Regions from separate parts of the Homo sapiens genome. Here region 1 is linked to region 2. Evidence: read pairs that join two places in POLR2A ChIA-PET (ENCODE). Cell type or tissue: OCI-LY7. All regions are shown on one strand. Each heading gives the region's core, and the rest is flanking DNA. Links, peaks and the distances in the headings are about the cores only. Region 1 has its middle 8.9 kb from the start of APLP2. Region 2 has its middle 4.4 kb from the start of ST14.

The links. ChIA-PET counts read pairs that join two places held together with the same protein. Peaks named below come from ENCODE experiments on the same cell type or tissue, not always from the same donor. Only the 100,000 strongest peaks of a DNase experiment are listed, where the experiment ranks them.
Region 1: POLR2A ChIA-PET joins it to region 2 with 6 read pairs; 6 of 35 experiments call an interaction of 5 or more read pairs at or near these places.

Annotation. Positions count from the first base shown.
Region 1 is chr11:130,058,321-130,063,697 of GRCh38, reverse strand. No RefSeq gene overlaps it. Among named protein-coding and RNA genes, the nearest start is that of APLP2, 8.9 kb to the left of the region's middle. In OCI-LY7, for the core only: no CTCF peak of the experiment used is centred there; no DNase peak of the experiment used is centred there.
Region 2 is chr11:130,152,733-130,158,109 of GRCh38, reverse strand. No RefSeq gene overlaps it. Among named protein-coding and RNA genes, the nearest start is that of ST14, 4.4 kb to the left of the region's middle. In OCI-LY7, for the core only: no CTCF peak of the experiment used is centred there; DNase peaks (open chromatin) are centred at 1,819, 2,809, 3,379, 4,669 and 2 weaker places; H3K4me3 peaks cover 1,782 bases; H3K27ac peaks cover 3,934 bases.

The DNA.
Region 1 (5,377 bases), core at 79-5,078, 94 kb after region 2:
CTGATAAGGAGGCAGTGGTGGAAGGGAAAAAATTGAAAATGAAAGAGACCCAGTTGAGATTTGTAAAATGTGTATTAAACCCATTTTACAGATGAGAAAACTGAGGCTCAAAGAGGTTAAATAACTTGTCAATAGCCAAAACCAGTACTAGCAGAGAAGGAAACTGAATCCTGGTTTTACTGACTTAGAAATATATGGTCTCCTGATCACATCATGCTAACCAACTCCCTACCAAATATCGGAAAATATTAGTCTGATACAGCCCTCAATGGATGCATAAAAATGTTTCAATGGCTTGTCATTCCTTTTCCTTACATTTTCAGGCTGTGTGATAGTCTGTAAAGTCACATGCTTAATAATAAACAGAAGAGTCCTTATAAAAATGTATTTAGCTGTTGCATCTTTCTCTACTACTTAGAACACTTAAAAAAAATCAGCCTCAGGTTGAATTTTTTTTTTCTTCCCTTTTGTTTTGTTTTGTTTTGTTTTGTTTTGTTTTGTTTTGTTTTGTTTTGTTTTTGAGACAGGGTCTCACTCTGTTACCCAGGCTGGAGTGCAGTGGCACAATCATGGCTCACTGCAGCCTCTATTTTAGCAGGCTAAGGTGATCTTCCCACTTCAGTCTCCCAGGTAGCTGGGACTACAGGCATGTGCCACCATAGCCTGCTAATTTTTATATTTTTTGTAGAGAAGGGATTTTGCCATGTTGCCCAGGCTGGTCTCAAACTCCTGGGCTCAAGTGATCCACTGGCCTCGGCCTCCCAAAGTGCTAGGATTACAGGTGTAAGCCACCACACCAGCGCTTTTTTTTTTTTTTAACTTATTAGAGATGAGGTCTCACTATGTTGCCCAGGCTGGAGTGCTGTGGCTATCACTGGCATGATCATGACACAATACAGCCTCGAACTCCTTGGACTTCAGGGATCCTCCCGCTTCAGTCTCCTGAGTAGCTGGGATTACAGGCGCGTACCATCACACCCAGCTCTTTAGGGTGCTTCTGTGTTCTGTTTGCCGCTGATGCTGAGCAGGTGGAATCACTTCTCAGAGGGAAGCAATGCAGTTGCTTGAGGCAGAACAGGTTTAACCTTATATAATACACACGTTTACCACATTAATAGGTAATTAAGATTTAAATCGTTTATAAAGCCTTTCTTCTACCTCCTACTGATCTAGACTAAGGGTCTGCTTTTATCAAATAAGTCAAGTAGACAAAAATATCAAGTATTTAAAATCAATACAGGGTCCCCAGATTCGATGCCAAAGCAGGGCCTTGATATGGAAAAGAATCTGGTCCTAGAGTATGTTTTGTTTTCAAAGACAATATTAATTTAACTGATTACAATCCGGGTATGTGGGCATGTCTAAAATTAAATGCTACAAAAAAATCTTTAAACACCTTATGCGTATACTAAGTTTTGTTTTGGTGGTAAACTGGTTTACAGGCTTGAAAACAGGTTTTGCAAGTCCTAAAACTTACATAAGTCAGGTGCTCTCTTGAAGAGAAACAGTACGAGATTGCTTGGGGTCCTACCACAGCCTCGGAAGAAACTGGGGCAAAAGAGTGGCCTGGAAGCTTGCTCTGCATTAGCTCTGCAGAAAAACCACCTCTGGCTGCAAATCCCTCCTGCAGGAACTGTCCTCATATATAGCCCTGCCTAGTTAGCTTCCTTCATTTATTATTGTTCCTAAGTCTTATTTGTTTTTTGTTTTTTGAGACAGAGTTTTTCTTTGTTGCCCAGGCTGGAGTGCAGTGGCGCGATCTCGGCTCGCCGCAAGCCTCCCGGGTTCAAGCAGTTCTCCTTCCCCAGCCTCCCGAGTAGCTGAGATTACAGGCGCCTGCCATCATGCCTGGCTGATTTTTTATATTTTTGTAGAGATGGGGTTTCACCATGTTACCCGAGCTGGTCTCAAACTCCTGAGCTCAGGCAATCTGCCCATCTCAGCCTCCCAAAGTGCTGGAATTACAGGTGTGAGCCACCGCACCGCCCAGCCCTTAACCCTTATTTGAAAGAAACCATCTCATTCCCTGTACTTCAGTCGGTTTGTTCTCCCTCTGTGTTGTGGCTATTTTCTCATCTACCTGTAGTAATGCTACGTTGTTTGGTATTCTTGTTTGGTCCTTCTTTGAATAATTTCTTCTGCCTTCAGTGCAGAAAATACAAAATAATGGTGAAAAAAACCTCAGCGCTGGGAGCTGCTTATACTAAAAGTTCTTATCGTTGGTGATTTTTACATGGTACTTGCTTTTCAGAAAAGCTGATGTAAAACTGCTTTCTTGACATGCCCCACATCAGAGTTTGAAGGTATTTGTGTCATCTTTCTGCCTGGTGTGGAAGTCATTTACTACAATAGAAGGACAGAGAAGTTCACAGCTCCATTGGCTGGACATTTTGTCTTTTTATTGAACTAATCTTCATCACATAATTAAAGGTGGCTGTCATACCCCATTCTGCACACCCCCACTATCACCCGCAAAGTCTTTTCTTTCTTTCCTTTCTTTCCTTCCTTCCCCTTCCCCTTCCCTTTCCCTTTCCTTCCCCTTCCCCTTCTTCCTTCCTTCCTTCCTTCCTTCCTTCCTTCCTTCCTTCCTTCTTTCCTTCCTTCCTTCCTTCCTTCCTCTCTTTCTTTCTTTTTGACAGAGTCTTGCTCTGTTGCCCAGGCTAGAGTGCAGTGGTGTGATCTGGGCTCACTACAACCTCTGCCTCCCGGGTTCAAGTGATTCTTGTGCCGCAGCCTCCTGAGTAGCTGAGATTATAGCCACGCGCCACCACACCTGGCTAATTTTTGTATTTTTAGTAGAGATGGGGTTTCGCCATGTTGGACGGGTTGGTCTTGAACTCCTGACCTCAAGTGATCTGCCCACCTCGGCCTCCCAAAGTGCTGAGATTTATAGGCGTGAGCCACCAAGCCTGGCCATACAAAGTCTTTTCTTTAATAAACAGATTCACTTCTTTAACCATTTTACTTGTAATACTGTTTCCATTCTTACCATCCTTAGATCTCTGTATACATTCCAATTTACCAATCAGCCTCTAAAAGTATAGAATCCAAAACTGAACACAATATTTCACATACTAAACACAAACTACCCAGAAAATTCATTCTTTTTCTGGACAATGTGTATTTTATTAATAATGTAACCAACATTTCCTGATGAGATATCTACACCAAGTTCATGTAATAATAATTCATTAAAGAGTCAGATGTGGTAGCACTCCTGTAGCCTCAGCTACACAGGAGGCTGGAGTGAGAGGATCGCATGAGCTTAGGAATTTGAGGATTTGAGGCCAGCCTGGGCAACACAGCAGACCCTGTCTCTTAAAAAAAAATTAATTCAATATTTATTTGGCACCTACTATGTTCAATATACTTTGCTTGTGCTTCCTAATCTCAATTTAGTAAAGGCTCTTAGTTCAGCATTTAAAAGTGTTAGGATAACAGGGAAAACTTCTCAAAGGAAAACATGCTTTAACTGAGTTTGGAAAGGTGGGAGCCACCTGGACAAAGAAGGTGGCTGTGGCGAACAGGTGCTCAGCCAGGCAAAGGCATCTGTGTGGGTATTAACATGGAAGTAGCATGATGCCATATAAGAATGACGAGAGAGAAGAGGATTCCTAAGGGACAATGATTTTGTCCTTTAACTTGACAGCTATGGGATATCATCAGCTTTTTAGCAGGCATCTTAGAAAGACTAAGTGGAATAATGGATAAAATGCTTACATGTTTAGCTCAGCATACAGCATATAATAAGGGCTTGGTACAGGACAGTAGGTAGTTCTGGTTGGTTATTTATGGTTGCAGTGCAAGTTTAGGGAAAGAGAAGCTCATATTTGTATGACGCTTTTGAATTTTCAAATTTGTTTTGTGTCCATCATTTCCTTTCATATTTAAAAGAACCATGTAAAACTCACTTATTTCATTTCTAGGAATCCATCCTAGGAAAATAATCCAAATGAGAATAAATTATGGAAAAATGCTTATAAGATGTGTTAAAATTTCAGAAGTCATAGTAGGAATTGCATATGTGGAAAAATTTCTCTTATGCATTTAAAGTCGACTGAAAGAAAATGAACCAACATATTTTTTTCTGGATAATAGGATTATAAGTGATTGTTTTATTCTTTAAAAAATATTCCTATAATGGATATATGTTACGTTTATAACGGAGGGAGTAATCTTTCACTTTTCTTTTGTCTTTCTTGATCTTATCAACAATAACTTAGCCTGGGCAGCAAAGCAAGACCCGTCTCTACTAAAAATAAAAATAACAGCCAGGCACAGTGGTGCACACTCGTAGTCTCAGCTATTTGGGAGGCTGAGGTGGGAGGATCCCTTGAGTCTAGGAGTTCAAGGCTGCAGTGGCACGATGATGCCTGGGTGACAGACAAGAATCTGTCACAACAATAAATAAATAAATAAACAAATAAAACCTTGTTGCCGGGTGCAGTGGCTCACACCTGTAATCCCAGCATTTTGGGAGGCCGAGGCAGGTGGATTGCCTGAGGTCAGGAGTTCGAGACAGGTCTGGCCAACATGGTGAAACCCTGTCCCTACTAAAAATACAAAAAAAATTAGCCAGGCGTGGTGGTGTACACCTGTAATCCTAGCTACTTGGGCAGCTGAGGCAGGGGAATTGCTTGAACCAGGGAGGTGGAGGTTGCAGTGAGCTGTGATCACGCCACTGCACTCCAGCCTGGATGACAGAGTGAGACTCCATCTCAGAAAAAAAAAAAAAAAAAGACAGGGCAGTCATTATTGTCTTCATTTTGTAACAGTAACACTTTTATCGATGACAGTAACTATAACTCTCATTAGCACTCACTACATGCCACGCATTGTCCTAAGCGCCTTAGCAGATATTAACTCATTTAGAATGAATTAATGAGAATTATAGGGAGCACTTGTCTCATCAGGATGTTTTTGGCTGTAAATAATAGAAATGTCTACTCAACCTGATCGAAAGAAAAATAGTGTTTATTGACCCACACAACTGGAAAAGCCTAAAGGGGCAGGGATCAGGCATGGTTTCCGTCAGGACCTCAGCTCACGGCTCTGTGATGCTCTTGCTCCTCCTGGGAAAGCTTCACCTGCAGGCTGATGGCAGATCATTCACAATAGTTGCAGGTCTCATCCTACATCTGCACAGGAAATTATCCAGAAGAAAAAACAGCTTCTCGCCCAGCCTTCCCAACAGGAGTCCTGACATTCTCTGATTGAACAGGGTCACATACTCACCCCTGAGTCAGTAACTAGGGAACGGAGGTAAGAAGACGGGGCGCAAACAAAATGCGCTGGATGCCTTCAGCCAACTGGGACCTCCCAAGGAATTGAGGGTGGGAGGAGTGTGGGAGGGGTGGATAACAAAATCAAATAGGAA
Region 2 (5,377 bases), core at 148-5,147:
CACTGGATATGTAGCATGAATGAGGAGTCAGTCAGCTTTTGGGATGTTAAGCCACCGAGAGCTGAGGGTTGTTTGTTATTGCTGCAAACCTCACGCTTCCTGACTGATATGCTACCTCCTCCCCAGGAGTTTCCTTCCCTCTCAACCAGAACTAGCTCTGTTTGTACCTCTCTCATGGAGCTCACCACCATTTCGTTGCATTTTCTGTCTGTGTCTTAACTGCCTTTGCACCCTCAAAGCCTAGCACAATGACTAACACAATATATTGGGTCAATTTAATTGAAAGAAGAATGAATCTGCTGCCTTCCATCACATAAAGCATTCCAAAGCTAAACAGAAAATATTTCTAAAAGGCTGGCACGTTGGCTTCCAGCACTTTGGGAGGCTGAGGTGGGTGGATCACCTGAGGTCAGGAGTTTGAAATCAGCCTAGCCAACATATAGTGAAACACCATCTCTACTAAAAATACAAAAATTAGCTGGACATGGTGGTGCATGCCTGTGGTCCCAGCTACTTGGGAAGCTGAGGCAGGAGAATTGCTTGAACCTGGGAAGTGGAGGTTGCAGTGAGCCGGGATCATGCCACTACACTCCAGCCTGGAGCGAGACTCCATCTCTCAAAAAAAAAAAAAAAAAAAGAAAAGAAAAAAAAGAAAAAGAAAATATATAAAAATAAATTTTCCTTTGGATTACCAATGGCACAGCATTCTTCAACTAGTGTGAGTGATGGAAAGTAAGCCAAATTCAATGTGACGTAAATGAGATGGTACTCCTGACACACAGACCTTCTGTGCTGCTGCAAACGCAGTGACTCACGTTGTCTCCCCACTTCCTAGGGCCTCATCTTTTATCTCGTAGAGCTGGGCGCTCAGCGTGATTTGGATGCCGTATGAATGCAATGCATTGACTGCTAGTGCAGATGAAGAGAAAGCGATGCAGGACAAGACCCTTCCCCTAGGATGGCTGCATGGGGATACCTTGCTGCATGCACCCTATGTGCACTCCTGGGTTGGAGGAGGCAGTGTAACCATATGTTATTCCATGAATCCCATTTGGTTTAATCCTCAAAAAATTATGAAATGTCAGTGCTTTTGTTCCTAAATGGTAAGTGAAGGAACCCAAGAGCAGACAGCCTCCAGAACAGGACCAGATTCTCACACTCACAAGGAACAAATCCAACTCAAGCCCAGATTTTGGCTTGAGGTCCGTGTCATTTCTCTGCTATAGAAAGAGTGACTCATGACCAAATGACCCAACCTTCACCACCCACTGTGCCTTCTCCACCACCCCCTCACTGGCCCTTCCCCGGCCCCAGCACTGCAAAGCTGTCATCGCTCCTCTCCAGGGAGCCATCCTCTTCCTGGTTCCAGGACTGCCTGCTGGGAAAGTTACATCTGTGTCCCTGGGACCCCCTCAAGGGCATGTCCAACAAGCCCCTATGTCCTTGTGGCCGGGACCACTTAGAAGGTGTGCAAATGTGGACCTGCCCACAGGCTAAAGGACACTGGCTGAAGCTGGTGACAATGTGGGAGACAGTAGGGCCATGTGAGGTAGGCCCAGCCCAAGTGTGAAACAGCCAGTGCTCTGGTACCATCCAAGGCGGGGAGACCAGAGCAGCTTGTGCCAGGCCTGCAGGCGACTCATGCTCCTTCAATAAAGAAGAAAAGTGCAAACAGCAAAGAGGTGTGGTAGAGGTTGAGAATGAACAGAATAAAGTCAAATGAACCGGTTATGGAGCTGGCATCCATAAATGTACCTAAACCTTCTGAAACAACAAGGTTTATATGAATTCGACACCTAGAACCACTTCTGCTTTTGTCTTGGCACAGCCCTCATGCTTCCCTGTCAAACATGCTTCATGGGGAAAATGCACTTTCTAAACGCCAGGTGTTTAGTATCCTTGAGGTAATGCTGCTTTTTCCTGCACGGTCCTTCCCACCCCATCCCCGATGACTTGGCCCCTTCCCCTTAGTGAGATCCAAATTCAGCTAAAGTTTCAAAGTGAATATGATTAACTTTCCCCAGAATTTAATAACTAATCTCTTCCGTCACTTAGGACTTATGGTATAGTGTATTTTGATCTTCCTGATACACATAAGAGCACTGAAAATGCTGTTTGGAGACAGTGAGCGAGGACAGTCTGTGGAGCTGATCAGTGTCCGTCAAGTAAGCTGTCTGCTACTGGGTCTCTTCACCGAGTTTAGAAACAAAAGCATACCATAATTTCTTTTTTTTATTTTATTTTCTTTTCTTTCTTTTTTTTTTTTTTTTTGAGACAGAGTTTTGCTCTTGTCACCCAGGCTAGAGTGTAATGGCACAATCTCGGATCTCGGCTCACTGCAACCTCCACCCAGGTTCAAGTGATTCTCCTGCCTCAGCCTTCCAAGTAGCTGGGATCACAGGTGCGTGCCACCACTCCCAGATAATTTTTGTATTTTTAGTAGAGATGGGGTTTCTCCATGTTGGCCAGGCTGGTCTTGAACTCCTGACCTCAGGTGATCCACCCGCCTTGGCCTCCCAAAGTGCTGGGATTACAGGTATGACCCACCACGCCCGGCCAGCATATCATAATTTCATGAGGATTAAACCAAATGGGTCTGATGTGATAGTTGATGGCTACGCTTCCTCCTGGCTCCTGCACTTCCATGAGCTGGTGCGGCACAGCGGTCCTAGGGGGAAGGGCTTGGCCTCTGCGTGGCTTCCTCTTCATCTGAATTTGCAGCTGATGCATTGCATATGGATAGCATTCAAATGCCAGCACTGAGCACTTCTGTGGGCAAGATGCTCATTCAGCTCTGAGATGAAAGACGACGCTCTAGCAGGCCAGGCTCTGTGGCAGGCACCTGTGGTTCCAGCTGCTCGGGAGGCTGAGGCAGGAAGATCTCTGAGCCCTGGAGTTCGAGGCCTCAGTGAGCTGTGATCACACCTGTGAATAGCCACTGTATTCCAGCCTGGGCAACATAAGTGAGACCCCATCTCTAAACAAAAGATGATGTTCTAGGAATATAGGGGAGAAGATGACCCCTCCTTTTGCAGCAGCAGAGCGGGTTTGTGTGCCACAAACACCCATTTGTTTATGCTACTCTGGATCCAGCTATCTTAGCAAAGGGCTTCCTCATCCATTTAGTCAACCAGTTCTAGAAGACATCACTGACCTCTCCTTTCCTTATCCCACCCACCCACAAACAACAAACACACAAACAAATCACCAATCAGTTGGTTCTACCTTTAAAACATGTTTGGAACCTGTCTAATTCTCCTTTTCCCTCCTGCTGTGTCCCTATTCCACGCCACCATCATCTCTCCTGTGGGCTACACACAGCCCTGCAAGCTCTCCTTCCTCTCTGCTCCACTCTAGGCCTTGTGGTTACAGAGAATGGTTTCCTCTCCAGGCGCAAAACTCCTGAAGGCATGGACCAGTGTCTGTTAGCATCCCCAGCATGCACTCAACCAGTCTTTGTTAAATTATTCAAAGACCACATGAATAAGGAAAAATGCAAGTAAATGTTTTCACAATTTTTTTTTTTTTGAGACGGAGTTTCGCTCTTGTTGCCCAAGCTGGAGTGCAATGGTGCAATCTCAGCTCACTGCAACTTCTGCCTCCCAGGTTCAAGCGATTCTCCTGCCTCAGCTTCCCAAGCAGCTGGGATTATAGGTGCCTGCCACCACGCCTGGCTAATTTTGTGTTTTTAGTAGAGACAGGGTTTCTCCATGTTGGTCAGGCTGGTCTCGAACTCCTGACCTCAGGTGATCCACCCACCTCGGCCTCCCAAAGTGCTGGGATTACAGGCGTAAGCCACCGTGCCGGGACTGTTGTCACAAATTTTTTTATTGTTAAATGTGGTGGAAATATAGAAATCAGCATAAAACAAATATACAGCTTACTGGATTATTATAAGGCAACTCCATAGAAGACCAGATGTGAGTCTGGGCGCAGTGGCTCACACCAAAACTACTAAAAACACAAAAAATTAGCTGGGTGTGGTGGCGAGTGCCTGTAATCCCAGCTACTCGGGAGACTGAGGTAGATAATTGCTTGAACCCAGGAGGCGGAGGTTGCAGTGAGCTGAGATCGCACCACTGCAGTCCAGCCTGGGCGACAGAGCGAGACTCCTTCTCAAAAAAAAAAAAGAAAAGAAAAGAAAACAGAAGACCAGATGTGAGAAGAGATAGAACCTTGCCAACCCTCATGCCAAGCCCTCCATGGGCCCATTCCCAAAACAATCCCTCCTCTCCCCAGTAAGAGTGACCACTCTACTGACATGGATGGTGGTTACTTTCTTGGTTTTTTGTTTTGCTTTGTTTGTTTGTTTGTTTTGAGACAGAGTCTTGCTCTGTCACCCAGGCTTGAGTGCAGTGGCGCGATCTCGGCTCACTGCAAGCTCCGCCTCCCAGGTTCACACCATTCTCCTGCCTCAGCCTCCTGAGTAGCTGGGACTACAGGCACCTGCCACCACGCATGGCTAATTTTTTGTATTTTTAGTAGAGACGGGGTTTCACCGTGTTAGCCAGGATGGTCTCGATCTCCTGACCTCGTGATCGGCCCACCTCGGCCTCTCAAAGTGCTGGGTGGGATTACAGGCATGAGCCACCGCACCCGGCTGTTTGTTTGTTTTTTGAGATGGTCTCTCTCTGTTGCCCAGGCTGGAGTGCAATGGCACAGTCACGGGCTCAATGCAGCCTCGACCTCTCAGGCTCAAGCAGTGCTCCCACCTCAGCCTCCAGAGTTACTGGGACCACAGGTGTGCGCCACCACGCCCAGCTAACTTTTTGGGGTTTTTTTTGGCCATCTTGTATAGAAAGATTTTTTTCTCCCTGTGGTAAGGGGTCTGGCCATGTGGCCCAGGCTGGTCTTGAACTCCTGGGCTCAAGCAATCCTCTCGCCTCAGCCTCTCAAAGCGCTGGGATTATAGGTGTGAGCCACCATGCCCATCTCCTTGTTTTTCTTTATATGGTTTTACAATCCAGGCTTGACTCTCTTTGCACCATAGTTTACTTTCTGCCTGCTTTTTGTTTTCAATGTCTTTTAGGTCATTTTAATTTTAATTTTTTTTTTTTTTTTTTTTGCGATGGAGTTTCGCTCTGTCACCCAGGCTGGAGCGCAGTGGTACAACCTCAGCTCACTGCAACCTCCACCTCCCGGGTTCAAGCAATTATCCTGCCTCAGCCTCCCAAGTAGCTGGGATTACATGCGCCCGCCACCATACCTGGCTAATTTTTTGTATTTTTAGTAGAGACGGGATTTCACCATGCTGGCCAGGCTGGTCTCGAACTTCTGACCTCGTGATTCGCCCGCCTAAGCCTCCCAAAGTGCTGGGATTACAGGTGTGAGCCACCGTGACTGGCCAATTTAAATTTAAATTTTATTTTATTTTATT